Linked DNA regions of Homo sapiens: region 2 is linked to region 1. The links are chromatin loops, found by intact Hi-C in ENCODE. Cell type or tissue: heart left ventricle. All regions are shown on one strand. Links, peaks and the distances in the headings refer to the core of each region. The heading gives the core; the rest is flanking DNA. Region 1 overlaps KCNQ1 (potassium voltage-gated channel subfamily Q member 1). Region 2 holds the start of KCNQ1DN (KCNQ1 downstream neighbor).

What was found. Hi-C counts contacts between places; a loop is a spot of excess contacts. Peaks named below come from ENCODE experiments on the same cell type or tissue, not always from the same donor. Only the 100,000 strongest peaks of a DNase experiment are listed, where the experiment ranks them.
Region 2: a loop joins it to region 1, with 2.2 times the contacts of the local background. A loop is called at or near these places in 28 of 110 quality-filtered maps.

Annotation. Positions count from the first base shown.
Region 1 is chr11:2,806,835-2,817,896 of GRCh38, forward strand. The region is part of intron 15 of KCNQ1 (potassium voltage-gated channel subfamily Q member 1); the gene reads left to right. Among named protein-coding and RNA genes, the nearest start is that of KCNQ1-AS1, 49 kb to the right of the region's middle. RefSeq lists enhancers at 4,437-5,199, 5,200-5,963. In heart left ventricle, for the core only: no CTCF peak of the experiment used is centred there; DNase peaks (open chromatin) are centred at 5,057 and 5,697; H3K4me3 peaks cover 1,052 bases; H3K27ac peaks cover 1,746 bases.
Region 2 is chr11:2,869,932-2,880,993 of GRCh38, forward strand. It overlaps KCNQ1DN (KCNQ1 downstream neighbor), which reads left to right and starts at 102. Exons shown (of 2, transcript NR_024627.1): 1 at 102-933; 2 at 1,914-2,174. In heart left ventricle, for the core only: no CTCF peak of the experiment used is centred there; no DNase peak of the experiment used is centred there.

The DNA.
Region 1 (11,062 bases), core at 4,751-7,250:
AAGCCTGGCTTGCGTGCTGGCTCCGGTGACACACAAAGGCCTCTGCTTCTCCACTCTCAGGCCAGCCCGAGAGGGACGGCACCACCGGGACAGCACCAGCGGGGGCATGGGGAGGGGTGACAGGTTGGGCGGGGTCCCTGGGGCTGGGGCGTAGCCCCTCTCTGCAGGCCCCACAGTCTGTGACCGTGCAGGGAGGGTGCTGGGAGTCTCGGCTCTTTCGGAAGGCGCCAGTGTTTCCTTGTCACAGAATGAAGTAAATGGGACGATGAAGGGGCAGTGTTTAAATGGCTGCTTTAGCCCGTTTGGAAGTCTGCTAATTATTCTCTTGAGGAAAGAAATGCAGGTTCATTATTATAATGAGCTTTGGGCAAAATATTTCATCGAGCCTGACAAGCCGCAGCGACGCCTCGAACGTGGCCGGCTCTGAAAGGCCTCCTATTCTGCTGGAAGCTAATTGGCCCGGGGTCTTCCCAGCCCTGTGCTGTTTGTGTGCTATTTTAATTCGCTTATGAAAAGCCCCCGCTTTGATGTCCGGGACCAGATAAGGCCGGGAGGGGACCCTCCATGGAGAGCGGGACTGTGCCGCCCGCGGTCGCTGCACTGGGCCTCCTCGCCCCCCCACTCCGGGCCCGGGGCCAGCGCGATGTCATGAGGTAACTGAACAAACAGTCCTGCTGAAAAATATGCTTTTGTTTCACTAATAAATCCCTCCTCGGAACACTCCCGGGCCGGGCCCTCCTCGGGCCCAGCCTACCAGGCCTTCCCGCCCAGTGCCTCCGCAACCCGCGCCAGGACAGCCGGCGGTGGGCACAGGCGGGCGAGGGGCACCCCCACCCCCTCCAGGGCCCCCCTTCCCTCAGCCTCCTCCCCACCCACCCGAGCTGCCTGCCTTTCCCGCACTCTCCTCCCTGACTTCCTCCCACCTACCGGCCTCTTCCGACCTCTCTCTGCCTCTTTCCCCCATCACGATACTCCAGTGGCCACCTTCCCTGCCCACCATGCCTCCTGGCCCCCAATCCGGTCACCAACTTGAGGCTGCCCCTGACAAGCCCTGGCTGCAGCATGAGGGAAGCAGCGGTAGAGAAGGCCAAGTTTGGGCACCTTGCACAGCCTCCTGGAGCCTCGGTTTCCACATCTGTAAGGATGAGACAGGAACGGTCTCTCTGGGGGCAGGGCCGGTGGTACCTGGAGCCCTCCCCACTGAGCACCTGGCCCAGTGCCCGGCACGTGGCAAGTGAAGGCGGCTGCTTCCCGCCCCTCTCATGGACACCACTGTGGGCACCACTTGGGCACCCTGTGGGCTTATTTTCCCTGCCCACTGCCAAGCACCAGACCAAGATCTGATGCCATCTGCCCAGGGCATTGAGGGTGAACCCATCCAGGCTGGCCCGCCTTCCAGCCCTCCCCCAGCACCCACCAAGCCCCTGCGATATCCCAGTGGAAGATAATGGAGGTGTTACGGGGATGGGCTAGAACTCGGTCCTGGCATCACAGAGCTACCCCGGTCAAAAATATACCATGTAATTACAGACCAGGAAAATTACTGTGCAGGAGCAAAGCAGGGCACTGTGCCGGAGAGGAACAGGGGTGGTCAGGGAAGACCTCCGAGGGAGGGGCATTTGAAAATAGCATTCAGAGTTGCTATTAATAGGCTCTGATGCAGAACTGAGCAGAGAAGAAAACAAAAGAGGACCATAATATCTCCACAGAGAACTATCATTAATTTTTTAAATGGGAGTCCTCAGGTAGGTTGGTTGATTGAGTGATTGATTGATTGATAATCTTGGTTCTATTTGAATTTCTAGAAAATTCCAACAGTACAGAAAGGTCTGAAATGAAAGGTAAATACCTTCATGACCATGCCCCCTTTCCCTAGGATACCCCTTGTTATCCTAGAAATACCCATCCTTAGTGTGAGGAGAGCAGCATTCCAGACGCTTCTCTGTATGTTGCATAGAAAAAGGATGGTTAGATACATGGGCAGATTAATGGATGGACAGATTGTTGTATGGAGGATTAGGGGAGGGATAAATGGATGGATGGATGAACACATGGACAATGGGTGGGTAGATGGGTGAATAGATGGGTGGACAGATGGAAGGATGGATGGATATATGGATGCATGGAGAGACAGAGAAATAGATGCAGAGATGGAGGGAGGGAGGGAAGGAGGGATGGATAAATGGAGGAATGGAGGAATGGATGGATGGAGGGGTGGGTAGGTGGGTGGGTAGGTGGGTGGCCAGACAATGGATGTGTGAGTGAGTAGATGAATGAGTGGGCAGACAGACAGACACACCATCAGAAGCAAATATAAATATGGAATCAAGGGATGCCTGCAGCTTTTGAATTGTTGATTTTTTTCTTTTTTTAAGAAGAAACCAAAGTAAAACAGAAGGAATTGCTGAATTCAGATAAATGTTTCTTCACCAAAAGAGAAATTCATTTCTAAATGTCACTTTCAGGTTAAGGAAAATAAAATGTGGGACGCTGGACTCATCGTGGGTTTTTGCGGTCTTCTCTCAGCTTTGTGTGGTAGCCAGCGACGCTGCAACCCCGCCCCCGCAGCCTCCTGGTGCAGCACGTGTTCATTTATGGGTTGTTGTTACCGTGGCATTGGTCCAGGTTTGTGATACTTGTGCACAGCTTGGGGGCTCTGCTTCCCTCTGTTTGTTCGTCTTGGTGCTGTGTATGAAGGTGGCAACAGACTCCCCATAGTCCTCTCACCACAGACACCTCTTCTCAGTTCTTCGTTTCCAGTTGGACTCATCTCCTGACTGGTTGGGTTTCTGCCTCGGTCGCTGACTCCAGAGGGCCCCACGGCTCATGCCTGCTTCCCTGCTATCCTCCTGTGCACTGTTGGCCTTTATCATCTCCACCACGTGCTCAACACTCCAGGCCAGAGCCCTTCTCTCAAATCCCCTTTGGTTCTAGCCATGTTTCCCTGAGCTCTTCCCTCTCTGTCTCTAATTGATGTGTTTTCCTCCCAAACCCTCCTTCCTTGCATAATTCTGCAACTGACCTTTTTTCTGGCCATCCTAGATTGGGTTTACTGTTCCCTGGTACTCAGACCTGCTTAATGCTCATTTCTTCAGTTTTCTGGGGAAGCCTCAGGGGCCTTACTGATAAGAACTGTGTGGAAGGTAAGCATTCAAAGTTCTTACATGGTGAAAATATCTTCATTCAACCATGGTGCCCTATTGATAGTTTAAGTGGGTATAGAATTTGGAGCTGAATGTAATTTTCCTTCAGAATTTTGAAGACCTCGTCCTATGGTTTTCTAGCATCCAGACTTACTATTCAGAAGTCTTATACTTGCTTTAGTCTCATACTTTTGTAAGTGGCCTTTCTTTTCTTCCTGGAAATGTTTAGTATCTACCATCTGGACTCAGGGGTTTCAATTTCCCAGAGAAGTTCCCTGTGGATGGCTTTGTTCATTGACTGTTCTGGGCACTTGGTGGGCTCTTTGGAAACTTTAGTCCTTGAGCTCTGGAAAGGTCTCTGTATGATTTCTCATCATGGAGGCCACCATCTCTGTTCTCTCTTTCTGAAATTCCTTTTAAGTCAGACTGAAGACATTTTTAATGACACTTTGATGTCTCAACTTTCTTCCCCTTTTTTATGGCATTATATTCTTAACTTTATCTCTTCAGAGTTCTAGGAAATGTTTTTAGCAGTCCTGTTTTTAATATCCCAGAGCACACGCTTGCTCTCTGACCGTGGTCATGGCATTCCGCCCTCATTTGATGGGCACGACAGCTCCTAGGATCTTTCTGGAGACTCCAGATACATCTTATATCTTAAGTTCTGCTTAATTCCTTGATCTTCTGTTTATGTTTGGCCAGCCAGGCCCCTCTCTCTCATGTTCTGAATGTTTTTCAATGTTTGCTCGGGATCTGTGCATGGATGGGCCTGCTGGCATTTAGGATGTGTTGACAATGACTGGGGGAGGTGCCTGTCATTACACTGAGGAACCCCATATGTTAGAGCTCTGAGGCTGCTGCATCTGAGAGCTTGGGCTCGAGGTACAGGGCTGGCAGCCGGGAGTCCCACCTGTAGGACGCTCTGCTGTGGCAGAGGGACAGGACATGGACCTCATGCTCAGCCCCTTCCCATCGTCTTGGTGCTGTGGGCCTGATGTGTGCCTCCACAAGGACTCCCGCCTTCCCAGCATGGCATTCAGAGCAGCAGATGGCTTAGACTCACCCCCGCCCAGTCTTGGCACCCTTACAGCCCCGGCGAGACCCGGGTGGGCGTGGACCCTAGCGTCCCTTCACCCTCAGGCTGTGCACCTCCGCAGTGCCGTGTCCTGTCTGGAGCCTGTCACACCCCTGTACAGCTACCCCAATCCAAATGGAGCCTCCCCCAGGAAGCCCCTGGTGGGAATCCGTCCCCACGACCCCTGTCCGGCTTCCCTGGCTCATTGTCCCTGTTACAACCCAGATTTCCCTTATCGCAACTGGTCCTAGCCTGTGACCTCCTGGGGTGGGGAATCATCTCTGCAAACACAGCTCCTCCACCCTTATCAGTGCTTTGTGAAGGCAGCAGAACGTTCTCCTGAGCCAGTGTCTGGGTCACTTGAGCAATGGCTGCCAAGTCCATGGGCCTGCACGCATGAGGCTGTGCCTGTGTCTGTGCCGCTGGAGACCTTCTTGAGGTTCACTGCCCTAAAGGCCGCATGAGGGGACAGAAGGTGAACACAGGGCCCTGCTTGGTCTGACAAGCCCAGGCGGGGCCCTTGCCGAGCGTCAGGGTGGCTGGCAGCCACCTTCTGTGATCGTCCTCCTTCTGGGCTGCGGTCTAGGGCTGCACATTCAGGATGGGGATGTCCCAGTGGGCGCGCAGCACAAGGGTCAGCAGACCCCTGGCTGGAGGAGGTCAGTGTGGGGGGCTGCGTGGGAGACGGTGCAGCAGTGGGCCTGGGAGCTGAGCAACGGTGGCTGGGATGGGTGGAGACCACCAAAGAGGAGGGGCCGGCGAAAGCCAGGCTTCCTGCAGGCTCAAGCCTGGAAAACGGTGCTCAGTGAGCAACACATTCCCGTTCTACAGTTTCCTGAGCTCCCGAGTGCCCGCCGCAGGATGACAGTGGGACAGTCCTCACAGGGGCATGCTCAGGCCCTGCCCCAGGCAGACCCCACGCCCTGGCACGCAGCCCCACCGGCTGTGCCGCCTCTCGTTCCTGTCCTCCTGGCACCGCCGGCCACCCCTCAGCCCAGCCCTCATGGTTCTCTAAGCCGCCGCCTCCTCAGGAAGCCTCCCAGGCACCCATGCTCCCTGCACTGACCCCCAGACCCCAGCTTTGGCCATGCACTCCCAGACGGCTGGTCCCCACACAAACTTTCTGTTTCAAGGAACAGAAACACCCCTGAAACTTGTCTAAGAAGGAAATGTGTCAACTCACATACATGAAAAGCCTGAGTCCCTCCTCAAAGTCCTCCCCTCCCTCCTTCTCTCTCCTTCCTTCTTTCCCCCTTCCCTCCTTCCCTCCCTCTCTGCTTCCTTCTCTCCTTCCTCCCTGAGACCTGGGACGCCGAGGAGGGTTCCGTTCCCTCCCCCACCCTGGCAGTGCTCGGGGGCTCCAGTTGAAAATGATGGGGGACACATTTGCATCACAGCCTGCCCGGCCGGCTCTGTGGCCCCTGATCTTCCTACTGCAGCCTCTGCCGGGGCCGGAAGGGCATTTCCGGGAGGCGGGAACAGCATGTATGAAGGCAGAGCTCCTTCCCGGAGAGGAGGGCCAGCCCCGTCCCCAGGGGCTCCCGGCTTTCTCTCTCCCCCTACATTCCTGTCTCCATGCAGCAGCCAGAGGGACTTTAAAACATAAACCAGACCACAGCACTGCCTGCTCAAGCCCCCCATGGCCTCCCTCTTCCCTAGGAAGCAATCCAGGCACCCTTCCATGGCCGTGGGCCCCACGCCCCCGAGGCCCCACGCCCCCGGGGCCCCATGCCTGCCCTTGCAACATCCCCTTCCTGACTCCACCCAGCCTCCTGGGGGCTTCCGCCTCAAGGCCTCTGTGCCTGTGTGAGTGGCACCCTGGGGTTGTGCCATGGCCAGCCCTCAAACCATCTGAAGTCTGCTGTTGGCACCTGCCCTCTCCTGGCTGCAAAGCTGCCCCCTCATGGCCTCAGGTCTCTGCCCCAGCCTCCAATCCCTCATTACTGCCCCAGCCTGTGCCTGTGCCTGGAGGCTGTGGCCTGGCTCTCCAGCTGGAACAGAAGCTCTGAGAAGACAGAGCTGGCCAGCACCATCTCTCCTGTGAGAACCCTGTGCCTAGAACGGAGCCTGGTACAGAGGAAGAACCCGACAGACTGTGAGCCCTGTCTTCCTCTTGGCACCATGAGTCACCTGTCAAACTGAGGGGCTGGCAGAGCTGGAGGGAGTTCCATCCCAGCCCCAAGGTGCCTGGAGTAGCTTATGGAGGTCACTGATGGCCTCAGGATGCCAGCAGGCCCTCTGATGCCCAGGGCTCATTCAAGGGCATCTGCCCTGTGTCCTCATGCACCTCCATTCAGGGAACCTGGGCTCCCCACTCTCACAGGGGTGGAGACCTGCACCTCTTTTTCACCCCCAAACCCGCCTGCCCGTCAGTGCTTAGAGCAAATGCCCCTCCCCCGCCATCTTTTCATGACTCTCCCCCTTCCTCAACCCTGCGCCTGGTCACCAAGTCCTGACAACACCTCCAGCCCCTGTCTCTATGGTCCCCTCCTTGATCTGGAGCCATTCAGCCACATGGAGTATGTCCTCTGTCGAGGGGGCAGGGACTCAAAGGATGAGAGAAGGAACAGAGGGGAGGACCAACATCTCGGCTGATCCTGGTCTATTTTTAGTCGGTGGTGGGCTGTCACTCCGGAGGCCAGTGACTGCGTCATCAGTGCCTTTTGATCTTGTTGCCGCAAGATACACAGGAGGCAGCTGCTCACTGCTTGTGGAAAGAATGAGGGCGGGCACATAGGCCTGGGGTGTGGGGAGCATTAATGAGTGTGAGTGAGTGGCGGATGAGTAGGTAGATGGACGGGGAGCTGCAGGGAGGGAGGGTTGCAGAAAGGGATGCGTGGAAGGATGGTTGATGGATGGATGGTTAGATGGATGAAGAGATAGATGAATGGATAAAGAGGTGAAAGGATGAATAGAGAGATGGAGGGAAGGAGGGCTGAATAAAGAAATGGATGGATGGATGGATGATGGATGGATGGGTGTGTGGGTATGTGGATGGAGAGATGGATGAATGGTTAAAGAGGTGGATGGATGAATGGAGAGATGGAGGGAAGGAGGGATGAATAAAGGGATGGGTGGATAATGGATGGATGAATGGGTAGGTGGGTGAATGGATGGATAGATGGTTGAGTGGGGGGGTAGATGGAGAGATGCATGAATGGATAGAGGTGGATGGATAAATGCAGAGATAGAGGGAAGGAGGGCTGAATAAAGGATGGATGGATGGTGGGATGGATGGATGGATGGATGGATAGATGGATGGATGGATCGATGGGTGTGTGGGTGGGTGGAGAGATGGATGAATGGATAAAGAGGTGGATAGATAAATGGAGGGAAGGAGAGCTGAATAAAAGGATGGTGGGTGGGTGGATGGATGGATGGGGAAATGAAGAGATGGGTGGGTGGATGGATGGATGAGTGGTGAATGAATGGATGGATGGGGAGATGGAGGGAAGGGAAGGCTGGATAAAGAGACGGCTGGGTGGGTGAGCTGATGGAGAAATGATGGATAGGTGGATGGGTAGATTGAGAAATGATGGATAGGTGGATGGGTAGATGGATGGAAGGAGACAAGGAAGGAAGGAAGGAAGGAAGGAAGGAAGGAAGGGTGGAGGTAAGGGAGGGAGGGAGAGGGAGCAAGCAGGCTTGGATGAGTAGCTAAAGCACCTCAAGCAAGGGTGTCTCCCTTAGAAATACATGTGCCTCCAAGTCCTCGAGGCTGGCATCCCCTCCTGCTCCATCTGCCTCTGCCTGCTGGGCAGACCAGTCTGCTGTCCTACCAAGGCCTAGGTCTTGACTCTGGACTCTTCCATGCTCATCAGAGGGTACTGTTGGAGCTTCCTGGTCAGGCTGACCCAGCTGCCTCTGGAGCCTGGCCTGGGATCTGGAGAGAAAGCACCTGTGCAGACGGCCCCAGCGCTATGCCCTTCTGAGGCCTGCTCTGCACACACAGCTTTCCTCATCCCGGCCTCATGCACTGTGGGCAGGAGTTGTCCTAGCAACCATCATCCAGGCACCTGCTGCGTGCTGAGCACCATGCTGGGTGCTTCCTGTGCTCTCAACAGCCTTATGTGGTCAGTACCAATCCCTCCCCAAATTACCCCCATGCTCAGGGTGTCACTGAGGGTCCCAAGTCTGGGGTGGCCAGGTCACAGCTTGAACCTGGGCAGCCTTTATTCTCTAGGGGCCTTGGGGGTGTCTAGGCTGCCACCACAGCATCCACACTCCCCACTAGAGCCCACATAGGTCTTATGGGTGCCACAGCAGGGACCCCACTGGACCTCTGTGCTTTCTGGTGGGGGGCTTGTCAGGGAGCTCATGGGCACCTCTGGGTTCTAAGAAGCTATGCTGAGGCCCACAGGGTAGTTCTGAGTTCGGGGGACCCTCTCCTGGCCCTGTGGGGTCGGAGGAGGTCCTGGGAGCCCACCTCCTGTAGATCCAAACACCTGATCTCAGCTCAGGATCGCCACTCCAGTGCCCCATCCCAGAGCCTTTGAGAGTGGGGACAGGGTGTCCTGTTGTAGTTGCCAAGCCCAAGAAAGATGAGGCACCCAGGATGCCTGACAGTAGAGTTGCAGGGGGGCAGGCACCATCGCCCCCAGCCCCAGGCTGACCCCAGTCCCTCCCTATGCAGGCAGAGGGGCAATTGGAAGAGGCTGGAGACTATTCAGGAGAGGGTGGGAGCAGACACGGGAGTAGGATGGGGGCCCTGGAGGTACTGGGTGGAGCTGCCCCCAGCCCTTCCTGCTGGCCTCCCCAGAGCTCCAGGCTCTGAGGCCACACCCTCACCCAAGGCAAGTTGCTCAGGGGGTCTCCAGGCTGTATCTAACAGCTGCCTGTGCCGAAAAATTAAGCACCGCTGAGTCGCCGCACACCTGTCAGGGTGGAGGGGACTTGGGGGACCAGCCAGCTGGATATGTTCCCTTGCAGGCGGGCAGGGCTCTGGGGAGTCCAAGTGTGCACACAGTCCTGGGTGAGGGCTCCGTTAGATGAATGTGGACGGCTGGCGGCCGGGGCTTGGGAGATCAAGAAGTCCCTGAGGAAGAGGACAGTAGCCAGGGGCAAGACCTCACACGCCTCTGCCCATCCTGGGAAACTCACCATGGCATTGTGGTTGAAGGGTCAGTGGCCACCAGAGAGTTCCTGCTGCAGTGTGGAAAAGACAAACAGGCGAGTGAAGTGGATAAAGATTCAGGTTGTGGGAGGGAGACTTGAAGGGCAAGTTGGCCAAGACTAAAAAGTGGAGTCAAGCTCAGTGCTGGTGACGATGTTGGGGAGAGGGGCCTCCAGCGCCGTGGGGGAGAATTTCAAGAGCCTTTTGTGAAAATGGTCAGGCTGCTGAAAGTGAGACCACACTCACCCTGTGGTCCAGTGATCTCCTTCTGAGAATCCGCCCTGGAGCAGTAACACCCTTGGGACTGAGAATGGCTTCTGGGTTGTGCGTCATCGCTGTCCAGGAGTGGTGAAAAGCTGGACTCTGACTGCCTGTCATCCAGAGGGAGCAAACAGCCACCCTGTGGTGAAGCCACACCACATATGATGAGGGGCTGGAGGCAGCAGAAAGGGGGCTATAGGACCCTTTGACTCAAGGGCTAACCATGATGTTTCATTAAGGGAGAAATGCACTTGCTGCTCCTGGAACATTCTGGCTCACTCCCGCCTCAGGCCCACTGCCCTGGCTGGACTCCCTGCACTGAACGCTCCTCCCAGCTCATGCTTTCCAAAGTCCCCTGCTCAGGAGGCCTTCCCTGAGCCCCTGCCCCCTCCATTTCAGACATCTCCATCTGATGTCTGAGCCCTGAACAGACACAGGTGTCTGTTCAGGGCTCCTCAAATGCACAAATACATGTCTGTGACCACAGCCCAACCCCTGGGCAGTGGCTGCCCCTCTGCCTCTGGAGGTCCCCTCCAAAACCTTGGTCCCTGTCCGCAGAGGGTGTCAGGGCTTGAGGTCAACAGGGAGGTCTCAGGGCAACAGAGCCCAGTGGCACTCCTGACCCCAGGAGACAGAGGGAACCCACCCTCACCCTAGTCCACATGCCCGACCCATGACCCAGGCCTGTGGCGCCAGCCTGCACCCGGCTCTGCTCCACAGGCCAACTCTGCGCACGCTCCTTTCAAGGGTTAACGGTGCAAGCTCCTCACGGCACCAGTGCGCTTGCCTTTGACATGAAAATGTTTTTGCAGCAGGCTCGGATGCCAGCATTTTTGTGGTTGCAGTCAGATGTTTTTAACTACGTTGGACAGAACCCACGGCGGCCCTTTCCGTGGCTTCAGCCAGTTTCTGAGCGCTACCTTGAACCCCTGTTGCACCCCAGGAGGAGAATCACACCAGTGCCCCCTGACCCCCAGCCTTGTGCAGACACTGATACCCTTAGGATGAAGCTGACCCCAGTCGTGGCAGCCACCCCAGCAGTCAGGGAAGGACCTGCTGGGGCATTTCAGATCCTGAGCAGCATGTACCCTGTGAAAGAACAGGTTCCCCAATTTTGGTTCATGGTACCTGAGATGACGGCTTCAGATGATGTCCCTGGCCAGGGAGGTGGAGGACGCTGGGCAGAGCCCTGGGCATTAACTCAGGGCCATCACAGAGGTGGTGAGAGCTACCCCGGGTCTGGGGACTGTTAGCACAGACCTGAGCCGAGGCCCCCTTCTCACAGGGGCCTACCCACTTACGACCCACCTCCTCTCCTCCATGGCAAAGGTGATACATTAGACTCAAAGAGACATGATATCCCCTTGGGCTGCAACTTAAATTCCAAGGAGAGATCCTGAATCCAGAGTCACATGTATGTTAGAAACCTCTGGCACTCTCCCCTCCCCAGCCAGCACCTACCAGCTTTGC
Region 2 (11,062 bases), core at 3,831-6,330, 62 kb after region 1:
CTAGCGGGAAGCGCGGCCGCGGCCGGGAGGGGGAGGCTCGGTCCGACAGTCGGGCAGGGCCGCCTGGGCCACCGCCGCGCGCTCCCTCCCGCCTGGGCGCAGCTGCCCGCACGCCCCGACGGGAGCTGCGCCCAGCCTCCCCTCTGGAGTCGGCGCTCCAGGCTGCTGCCCGGCCGGTGGCCAAGGCCCCAGCACCACCGTCCCTCCTGCAGGGCATCCAGCACCTACCCTTCCACTGGGCGGCTCCTGGTTCTGGTCCCGGCTGGCTCACTCAGGCTGCCTTTGGACCAGATTCTTGAACTTTTCCACCAAGGATGTTGCTGCTGTTTGTAGCGTCGGATCCTGGAAAATCGCTGTGTTGGGGAGCAGCAGGCTCTCCCTTGCTCCCCCAGGGCCTGGGAAAATCAACCCACCTCTGCCCCCCGACCCCAGGGCTGTAACCTGGTGTCTGGTAGCCCCACTGTGATAAACCGAAGCCCAGCACAGTTTGGGACTCGCCCCGAGTTGACTTATGCAGCCCCCAGAACAGAGGCTGAAACCCGGCGCATCCTGGTGAAGCCACACCCAGCCGGCCTGGTCCCAGGCCCCGGGCACGGGGTCCCCTCCACTCCCATCTGCTTCCCTTTCAGAGCCGGGGCTGAGTCGGCAGGGACGCAGGCTCAGGGCCCTGGATTCCCGCTTTCTGGACACTTGCGTGCATGCCCAGCACCAGCTCGCCCTTCTGAGAAAGCAATCCCTCCTCAGAGGGGAGAAGCCGTGGCTGTGATGGGCAGGAAGTGGTCAGGACCCACTGCCGAGCACCAACTCCCCATGCCACCACCAGGGGTGCGCCTGGACTCCTGGAAAGGGGTCGCGTCAGGGTGCAGCCCATCAAAGGCTTCCCAAGAGGCAAGAGGCAAGGAGAAGTGTCCTACTTTAAACGGCCAGCCTCAGGTGAGCACCAGAGATCGGGCCCAGACCTGTGTAGAGAAAAGGAGGCAATGGCCCCTGGCTACAGACAAGGACCCTGAGGCTGCCCTCTTCCCTCTGCACCTTTGGTTAGGCACTGCCTCTCTGTGTGGAAGGAGCAGGACTCGGTCCCAAGACCATTTGGCCACGCTGTGCCCTCGGGACCAGCACGTGCTGGCACCCCGATCCCACTGGGACTCTCTTCCAGGAAAAGGCTTGTGTTCAGTTCCCAGGGCTCTGCCAACACCAGCCCTGTGCTGGCTGCCTGCAGCAGGCACCCCATGGGGACCACATCCCTGGGCCTGGAGGAGCTGGCTGAGACAGAGGCGGGCCCGAGGCCAGGCCTTTGCCCGCCACTGCTGCTCCAGGCACTCCTGGAGGGCTCTGAGCATGCTCCTTAGGTCTCCCGGCTGCAGGGAGGACACTCACTCCCACCCCCAGGTGTCTGGTGCTTTGATTTTAATTATTTCTAGCCTTCCAGTGCCATCTCTTATCGCCCCCTCCCCAGTCTCCTAATAAAGGGCCAGCGCCCCCCGCCTTCCTCTAGCCTCCCTGACATATTAGAAGAATGTTTTTCCATTTCCTTTGATGTCTGTTACAAGTTGCATCTCATTTCCTGCTTGGGCATTTCTGACCTCGAGTGACTCCGGCCGCCGTGGCTGCGTGGCTGGTCTGCTCCTCATACCCCGCCCAGACGCCAGCTTGAGAGGATTTGGTCCTCCGTGTGCCGCCACCGCCAACTCAGTTTCCCCCTACCCTCCCCACTTTGTTTTCTGGGGCTCCAAGGGGGAGGTCAGGCCCTCAACCCTGTTTCCATGGAGAGGGCTCCTCACGGGGGGCGGGGGGGCATCCCTCCATGGGACAGGGAGGGCTCCTCACGGTTGAGGGGGGCGCCCATCCTTCTATGGGGCTTCCTAAAGACCTGCATTCTTCCCTTCATTTTTCTGGGATTACTCCCCTTTCAGTGGTCGGCCCTGTTCACTCTGCCACCTCAGAGAGAGTGAACCCAGCAGAGGTGTGACGGGAGGCTGGGGAGAGACCCCAGCACCTTGAGCACACAGGAGCCAGGAGGAGCCCAACAGAGCAGCAGGGGCTGGGGTCTTCTCCTGAAGCCTGACTCCATGGGACCCCAAAGAAGCAGATGGAAAACTGAAAAAGAAAACCCCTCAAGTGAGCCACTGGAAAGAAAGCAAAACAAGAGAAAATAAATGAGTTGTTTGACATAATTTAACTTGTCTGTTTTTCCATCTTCCTTCCTGCTCACCCCACCATCACCGTGGCCCCATCTAGTTGAGGCACACAGCTCTGGGCTTAAAGGAACCAAGGGGCATGTCTCAGAGCAGTCTCCAAATTGGGTGCTAGGACCCAAGAAATGCAGAGAGGGCAGTGGCTGTGAGAGAGGTTTGCATAAGAAAACAGACAAGACAGAACTTGGTTTTATCTTTTTTTTTTTTTTTTTTTTTTTGAGACAGAGTTCTGCTCTTGTTGCCCAGGCCAGAGTGCAATGGTGTGGTCTGGGCTCACTGCAACCTCTGCCCCCCGGGTTCAAGCGATTCTCCTGCCTCAGCCTCCCTCTCGAGTAGCTGGGATTACAGGCGCCCACCACCACACTCAGCTAATTTTTTTTTTTTTTTTTTTTGTAATTTTAGTAGAGACAGGGTTTTGCCATGGTGGCCAGGCTGGTCTCGAACTCTTGACCTCAGGTGATCTGCCCGCCTGAGCCACCCAAAGTACTGGGATTACAGGCATGATCCACCACGCATGGCCAGTTTTGCCTTAAAACCACAGCTAGACTCCTCCACAGGGACCAGGACCTAGGCCATGTCTGTCCTGGCTGCAGAGGTGGGTCAGCCCCATACAGTGCTCTCTGGAAGAGAAACAGGGAGCAGCGTGGCTCCTGCACAGAGGCACCTGGCTGGCCCTTGGCCTACTGGTAGCCTCCAAGGGTAGATGCCAGGTATCTCAGTCCATTTGTGCCACAGTAACAAAATACCTGAGACTGGGTGATTTATTTTCTATTTTTTATTTATTTATTTATTTATTTATTTTTGAGATGGGGTTTTGCTCTTGCTGCCCAGATTGGAGTGTGATGGCACGATCTTGGCTCACTGCAACCTCTGCCTCCCAGGTTCAAGCGATTCTCCTGCCTCAGCCTCCTGACTAGCTGGGATTACAGGCATGTGCCACCACACCCGGCTAATTTTGTATTTTTAGTAGAGATGAGGTTTCTCCATGTTTGTCAGGCTGGTCTCGAACTCCTGACCTCAGGTAATCCACCCACCTTGGCTTCCCAAAGTGCTGGGATTACAGGTGTGAGCCACTGCGCCTGGCTAATTTTCTAGGTTTAGTAGAGATGGGGTTTCTCCATGTTGGTCAGGCTGGTCTTGAACTCCTGACCTCAGGTGATCCACGAGACTGGGTGATTTATAAATAACAGAAATGTATTTCTCACCGTTCTGGAGGCTGGGAAGTCCAAGATCAAGGTGCCAGTGCAATCAGGGTCTGGTGAGGGCTCTCTGCTTCCAAGATGGCACTGTGTTGTAAGTGAAGCGAACGCTTTGGGAAGCCTCTTTTATAAAAGCTTTAATCTCACTCAGAGGGAGGAACCCTCAGGCTTAAATACCTCCTAAAGGCCCTATTTCTTTCTCTCTTCTTTTTTTTTTTTTTTTTTTTTTTGTGAGACACAGTCTTGCTCTGTTGCCCAGGCTGGAATACAGTCGTACCATCTCAGCTCACTGCAACCTCCACCTCCTGGGTTCAAGCAGTTCTCCCTGCCTCAGACTTCCAAGTACCTAGGTAACAGGTGCCCACCACCATGCCCAGTTAATTTTTGTATTTTTAGTAGAGATGGGGTTTCACCATGTTGGCCAGGCTGGTCTCAAACTCCTGACGTCAGGTGATCTGCCCACTTCGACCTCCCAAAGTGCTAGGATTACAGGCGTGAGCCACTGTGCCTGGCCCTTTTTTTTTTTTTTTTTTTTTTTTTTTGACAGGATCTGGCTCTCTGGCTCTGTCAACCAGGCTGTGGTACAGTGGCACGGTCATGGCTCACTGCAACCTCCACCTCCCAGGCTTGAGTGATCCTCCCATCTCAGCCTCCTGACTAGCACGCATCACCACACCTGGCTAATATTTCTTTTTTTGTAGAGAAAAGTTCTCCCTACATTGCCCAGGCTGGTCTGAAAATCCTGGGCTCAAGCAATCCACTCACCTCAGCCTCCCAAAGTGCTGAGATCACAGGCTTGAGCTACTGCGCCCAGCTTCCCACTTACATTAATACTATCACATTGGCCAGTAAGTTTCAGACACGAATTCTGGAGGGGACATAGTCAAACCCAGCACCAGGTCTCAGGTGTCCTTACTTCTCCCTCTGCAATTCCGGCTTCACCACAGCCCTCAGGTGTAAGGCCTTGTTGTCCAGACCATGTGCTTTTTCCCAGGACTGAGAGTGAAGTGCTGAGGTTGCATGATAAAAACCCATGTGACTATATGACCATTAAAGTGAATAGCCCCCAGAGCACTGGGCGGTGGGGACCGGGGCTCCCTCCTACACAGACAGACCAATTAAGGTCTTCCAGGCCTGCATGTAGGCCAGGCTACAGGGATGGAATCAGCACCCAGCTAGAGCAGAAGGGTCTAAAGGAACCAAAAGGGGTTCTGGGACAAATCTCAAACCATGGGCAAGCTTCGCTCAAGCACTCAAGGAACATTCGAGCTAGATGGGCCCTCAGAGACTCTGATCCTATGTTCTCCTTTCAGTGAGGGAAAATTGAGGCCCAGGGAGGCTTCTGCACCCTAGACAGGCCCCACTCCTTAGAGGGACCAGTGAGGGGAAGTCAGACCCCAGCAAGACGGAGGAAGTCCCAAATTGGAGACAATCAGAAAGACAACACCAGTGCAGACCCTAAACCAACACCCCACCTGCTCCAAGCTGGGCTCCAGTCGCCTAAGGATGAGCTGGGCCCATGCAAACTCCCTGTGTGTTTCCTGCATGTGGGCCACCAGGCAACCACCCTCTAACTTGAACCCCTGCCCACAGACCCCAGTACCACCCAATGGTTGGCCAGGGGCACCCCCAAAGGATTGGATCATGCCGAAGGTAGCCACAGGCAGATGACAGTGTCAAAGGGAAGGGGGATAAGTGGTTTTTGTTCACGCAGACCATAGGAGTGAAGGTTGTAGCATTCCCAAATGTAAGTCCGCGTGGCTAAGACCACGGGCAGGGCTCCCCAGCTGGCCTGGCTCCCAGTGTCTGTGCATTATCGTGTGCGTGTGAGGCATTTCCACTTGGATTACTATTTCAGCTCCCAAAAATGGATCAGTGGCTCACAGGAGGATCCAGGAAGCAGCAAATATTGACCCGTCAGGATTTCAAGGTGAACGTGGGATGTCCCCTACATGCAGGGACCGTCCACCAAGTGTGACACTGGACACAGGATGTCCTGGATTTGTCCCAGGTGCATGGTCTCTTAAGACACTTGGCCAGATGGTGGCGTGAGGCCAGCAGTGGTTTTGTGTCATTTTCAAGCAAAGCCCAGGGCCTTCCCTGGGAGCTAGCATTGTTATTCTAGAATGAGTGGAAAGGGACACTTTCCAGGGCAAAGCTGATGTGCACCACACTGAAGATGGGAAAGAACCCACGCTGTATCTTCCTGTCCACATTGCATTTGTAAGAATGAAACTTGCGTGAGTTGCACGGAGGAAGAATTTGCAGTTGGGGGAATGCAGTGTCTGGGATCTGCTTTTTTTGTTGTTGGTTTTTTTCAATAGAGACAGGGTCTCGCTATGTTGCCCAGGCTGATCTCCAACTCCTGGGCTCAAGCAGTCCTTCTACCTCAATCTCCCAAAGTGCTGGGATTACAGGCATCACCCACTGTGCTCAGCCAGGGATCTGCTTTATGAAACTGCAGAAAGGAAAAAAAAGTAAAAGTGGAGGTGGGAAACAGATTGACAAGATTGGAAAAATGTTAATGATGGTTGAAACTGGCTGGTGATGTACTATTCTATTGCTTTTGAGTATGTTTGCAAATTTCCATAAGAATGCTTTGTAAGGAAGTAGCAGTGATACTGTTACATATTGCTGAGAAAATGTAAAACCAAATACAAAGTTAACAAAAAGAGATAAATTATGTACATATAGACAATATATGCACACATACATACATGTGTTGTGTGTATACATACACATTATGTGTACGTGTGTATGTCTATAACATATAGACACATACATGTTATGTACACGCACATAAAAGAAGGCAGAAAGGCTGTGGGCAGATACCCTGATCAAGAGTTTTTGTGACATCATCACAGTGGCCTTGCAGCCCTTACTCAGGGGTCCTTGCTGACATGAACTCACAGCAGTGTGCCTCTCAACTAGGCCTGCATCTTTCTAATTTGCTAGACAGGAAGCCACTCCTGGCACTTGGTCAGGTCAAACACAAGAAGTGTTTGATGATTTTTTTTTAATTCTGTTAATTACTGAAAATCCATGCTAGAGGAAAAAAATTGTTTTTATTTTGAATTTACTTATTTATTGAGACAGAGTCTTGCTCTGCTGCCCAGGCTGGAATGCAGTGGTGTGATCACGACTCACTGCAGACTTGACTTCCCAGGCTCAAGCAATCCTCCCATCTCAGCCCCCAAGTAGCTGGGACCACAGGTACACGCCACCACGCCCAGATAATTTTTATATTTTTTGTAGTGACAGGGTCTCACTGTATTGCCTAGGCTGGTCTCAAACTTCTGAGCTCAAGTGATCCTCACACCTTGGCCTCCCAAAGTGCTGGGATTATAGGCTGTTTTGAATTCAGGTAACAATTGCTTGTGGGTCCTGAAGTAAACCCCCCCAAACATGCTGGCTATCAATCAATCACCAGGGTTGGGTTCTGTAAGAAGGGTGTTGGGGCAAAGATGGCTGCAAACCCTTTGCCACTCAAGCAGAAAGGATCCCCCTGCCATGAATCTGGGATGGTGTCAGTAGCTTGCTTGATCAATCAAATGAGGCAGACATGATGCTGCATAGCTTCCGAGGCCAGGTCTCTAGAGCTGCTCCTAGGCCTCCTGGAACACCTGCTCTTGAAACCCAGCTGCCATGCCATGAGGAAGCCCAAGCAGGCCTGCGAAGGGAGCCACAGGCAGCAGCTCCCAGGGCTTTGCCAGGCATGGGAGTGGGCCATATTGGAAGTTGATTCCTCAACCCCAATCAAACTACTCTAGCTGACATCCCATAACACAGAGCCAAGCTATTCTGCCAACTGTTCCCCAATTTCTGATAGAATCATAGGTATAAATAAAACCACTGGGTTTTTTTGTTTGTTTTTTTGTTTTTTTGAGGTGGAGTCTTGCTCTGTCGCCCAGGCTGGAGTGCAGTGGTGCAATCTCGGCTCACTGCAAGCTCCGGCCTCCTGGGTTCAGGCCATTCTCAGCCTCAGCCTCCCGAGTAGCTGGGACTACAGGCGCCCACCACCACGCCCAGCTGATTTTTTGTATTTTTTTGGTAGAGACGGGGTTTCACCACGTTAGTCAGGATGGTTTCAATTTCCTGACTTCGTAATCCTCCCACCTCGGCCTCCCAAAGTGCTAGGATTACAGGCGTGAGCCACCGCACCCGGCTAAAACCACTGTTTTAAACCACAAAGTGTTGGGATAGTTGTTTACTTGGCAGGAGATCATGAGAACAGGTGTAATCATGCTAACAGAAGAGGAGGTACCGGCTGCCTGTCCACACCCGACTTTATGCCTCAGTGTTGAACAGCAGAGTAGTGGCTGTGATTTGGGGCAGAAGGGAATGGTGAGTACACACAGCTGTCTGACACTGGAGCAGGCAAGCCCTGCCAAGAAAGTCCTGCCCCTGAGGGCTTTCAAGTAACAGCTAAGATCAGAGCGTTTTCTTCCTGGCGCCACTAGGTCATCAGAGGCCATTTTCATTTTTTATCCCAAGGGGCTTGCCCATGGAGCAGAGCTTGGTGATATAATCAATATCTCAGCTGCCCCTGAAACAACCACTTCAAGGCTTAAATAACACAATTTTTAATTTTCAGAATAAGCAATTGCGATTTTTTTTTTTTTTTTGAGACGGAGTCTTGCTCCGTCGCCCAGGCTGGAGTGCAGTGGTGCCATCTTGGCTCACTGCAACCTCTGCCTCTCGGGTTCAAGCGATTCTCCTGCCTTAGCCTCCCAAGTAGCTGGGATTACAGGCACGTACCACCATGTCTGGCTAATTTTTTGTATTTTTATTAGAGACGGGGTTTCACCGTGTTAGCCAGGATGGTCTTGATCTCCTGACCTCGTGATCTGACTGCCTCAGCCTCCCAAAGTGCTGGGAGTACAGGAATGAGCCACCTCGCCCAGCCACTTTTTTTTTTTTTTTTTTTTTTTGAGACAGGGTCTCGCTCACACTGTCGCCCAGGCTGGAGTACAGTGGCACAACTGATCATGGCTCACTGCAATCTCCGCTTCCCGAGCTCAAGTGATCCTTCCATCTCAGTCCCCCAGGGAGCTGGGACCACAGGTGCACACACACCACCAAAGCTGGCTAATTTTTAAAATTTTTTTACAGATGGAGTCTTGCTATATTGCCCCAAGCTGGTCTCAAACTCCTGGGCTCAAGTGATCCTCCCACCTCAGCCTCCCAAAGTGCTTTGATTACAGGCATGAGCGTCCGCACCCAGCCAGGATTTCTTCAGGATGCTAGAGTGTGGGCAGCCAGCTCCATCTCTGAGACTTTGACCCTTCCCCAAATCACAATCATTTTATTCCTTCATCAAAGAAAAAAAAGATGACTTACTAGACAGTTGTTAAGGCACTCACATAAAACTACACGATAGCAGGATAGATGGTAACCAAGAGGGAACTCAGGACCCGTCACTACCAGCTGGAAACACCTGACCTCCAGCCTGCAAATGTGACAAGCTAGACCAACACCAGCAGGACACTGAACACAGCTTGCAGGGATGAGTCTCTGCGTCATTTCTGGACATGTGTCCAAGTAACCAGAACAACTCAAAATGCCACCAGGCCCTTGCTGTCATTCCCATAAACCTCGAACAGTGAGTTGGGTCTTCAAGGAACCTGTCTCTGTCAGCTTACCTTATGCTGCATAACAAACAGGCCCAAAGCTCTTGGCAGCGTACATCAAGCATGGAGGATCTCTCACTCACCACGACAGTCCCTTCGCTGGAGGGCTGGGGTTGTACTCCATTTTCTCTTTTGGAAGGGGCGGCCCCTGTCTGAGGTCTCATTTGTCTCACAGCAGAGGGATGAAACGGCAGGACCCTGGCTTTGACGGGCTCCATTTGGCAATGGTACATGCCAAGTGGGTCACGTTTCACTGCCCAGAGCAAGTTACATGGCCACGTCTGATATTGACGTGCGGGAAATGCAGAATCTTCCTGCATTTGGGGAGGCAGATATTTGGACAACATGCAATTCATTACAGGGCCAGCTGGATGAAGAACGGCCAAGGGCCCAGGCTCTTCACCCCGAGCCAGGCCGAACCAGCCGGGGCCGTGAGATCAAGCCACGGTCATCAGTGTTCGTTTGGAATTATGCCTTGTCCTTGCCGTGTCCACATTGTAGTAGGGTTTCTGTTTTTTAATTCATCTGAAATTGGTGGTGGGTGTGGTACACAGATGAGAAACAGGAACTCTCCACGCTGGGCTTTAACAGGAGCTGCGGTGGGAACACAAATGGTGCAGCCACTTTGGAAGATAGTTTGGTGGCTCCTTACAAAACTAAATGTACCCTTCACATATGATCCGCCACACACCATCCAGCAATTGTACCCCTTGGTATTTGCCCAGATGAGTCAAAAACTTGCATCCACACAAAAACTTGCACGTGGATGTTGATAGCAGCTTTATTCATAATTGCCCAAACCTGGAAGCCTTCAGGAGGTGAGTGGGTAAACAAACTGTGGTGCCTCCGGTCAGCGGAATATTATTCAGTGCTAAAAAGAAATGAGCTCAAGTCATGGAAAGACATGAAAGAACCTTAAGTATTATTAAGTCAAAGAAGCCAATCTGAAAAGGCTGATGCTGTATGAGTTCACATCTATGACATTATAGAAAAGGCAAAACTACAAAGACAGTAAAAGGATCAGTGGTTGCAGGAGCTAGGGAGGAGGGAGGGATGAATAGGTGGGGCACAGAGGATTTTTAGGGCAGTGAAACTACCTTGTATGATACTGTAATGGTGGACACAGGACAGTAAGCATTTGTCCAAACCCGTAGAATGTACGGCACTGAGAACGGACCCTCCTGTAACCTATGGACTTCAGTTAATAATATTGAACCAAAAAATAACTAACAATAAAACAGTGCTCTTCAGACACCATTACCTGCTATGTCACCTGCTGGGAGCTGGAGGAGGGGCTTCCTAGCCCCTCCTGTTTTAAAGGCTAGGCTGGTGCTTGGCTCAGCTCTGTCCCACCCCCCCACACCAACCACCTTTGTATGCACCACAGCCCACTGGAGGGGTTTTCTGATGTCACCAGTGGAGAAAGCGCCTGCAGCAGGGACTGCTGTCTCTCTATTCATTGCTAAGTCTCTGGTGCCTGGAACAGGGGCTGGCATGCTGGAGCCTCTTGGAGTGTCCACCCAACCCAGTGCCTCTGCCCTCTGCCTGGATGGCCACAGTGTCCTTCTGGTCCCCTCACCCCCTTCCCTCTTGCTGGCGCTCCTCCTTCCTCACCCAGCAGCTGAGATGCTTCTACTACTCCCTGCTTCAGTCCCTCCGGGGCTCCCCACTGCTGGCTGACAAAATCCAATCTTTGGCACCAGTCCATCAGGCCCGGGGAGGTACAGGAGACCAGTAGGACAGGGCAGGGAAGGGGGAGGCCCAGCAGGCACACCCAAAAGACACCCTTACACTGAACCACATGTACGCCCGTGTGCCGGCCTCACACACACCAGCAGGCCAGGCCCACCAAGGCCCCCTGGCACCAGCAGCCTCCCCTGCCTTATCTCTCCTGCCTCACCCTGATCCCCTGGCTCCGACACATTCACCCTTCTCCCTCATCACTTTCATCTGGACTGTCTGTAGGTTAACGGAGCAACTGCCTGTCTTCCCAGCCCAGTCCAGGGGACAGGATAGTGCAATGGTTTCCAGGCCCGGC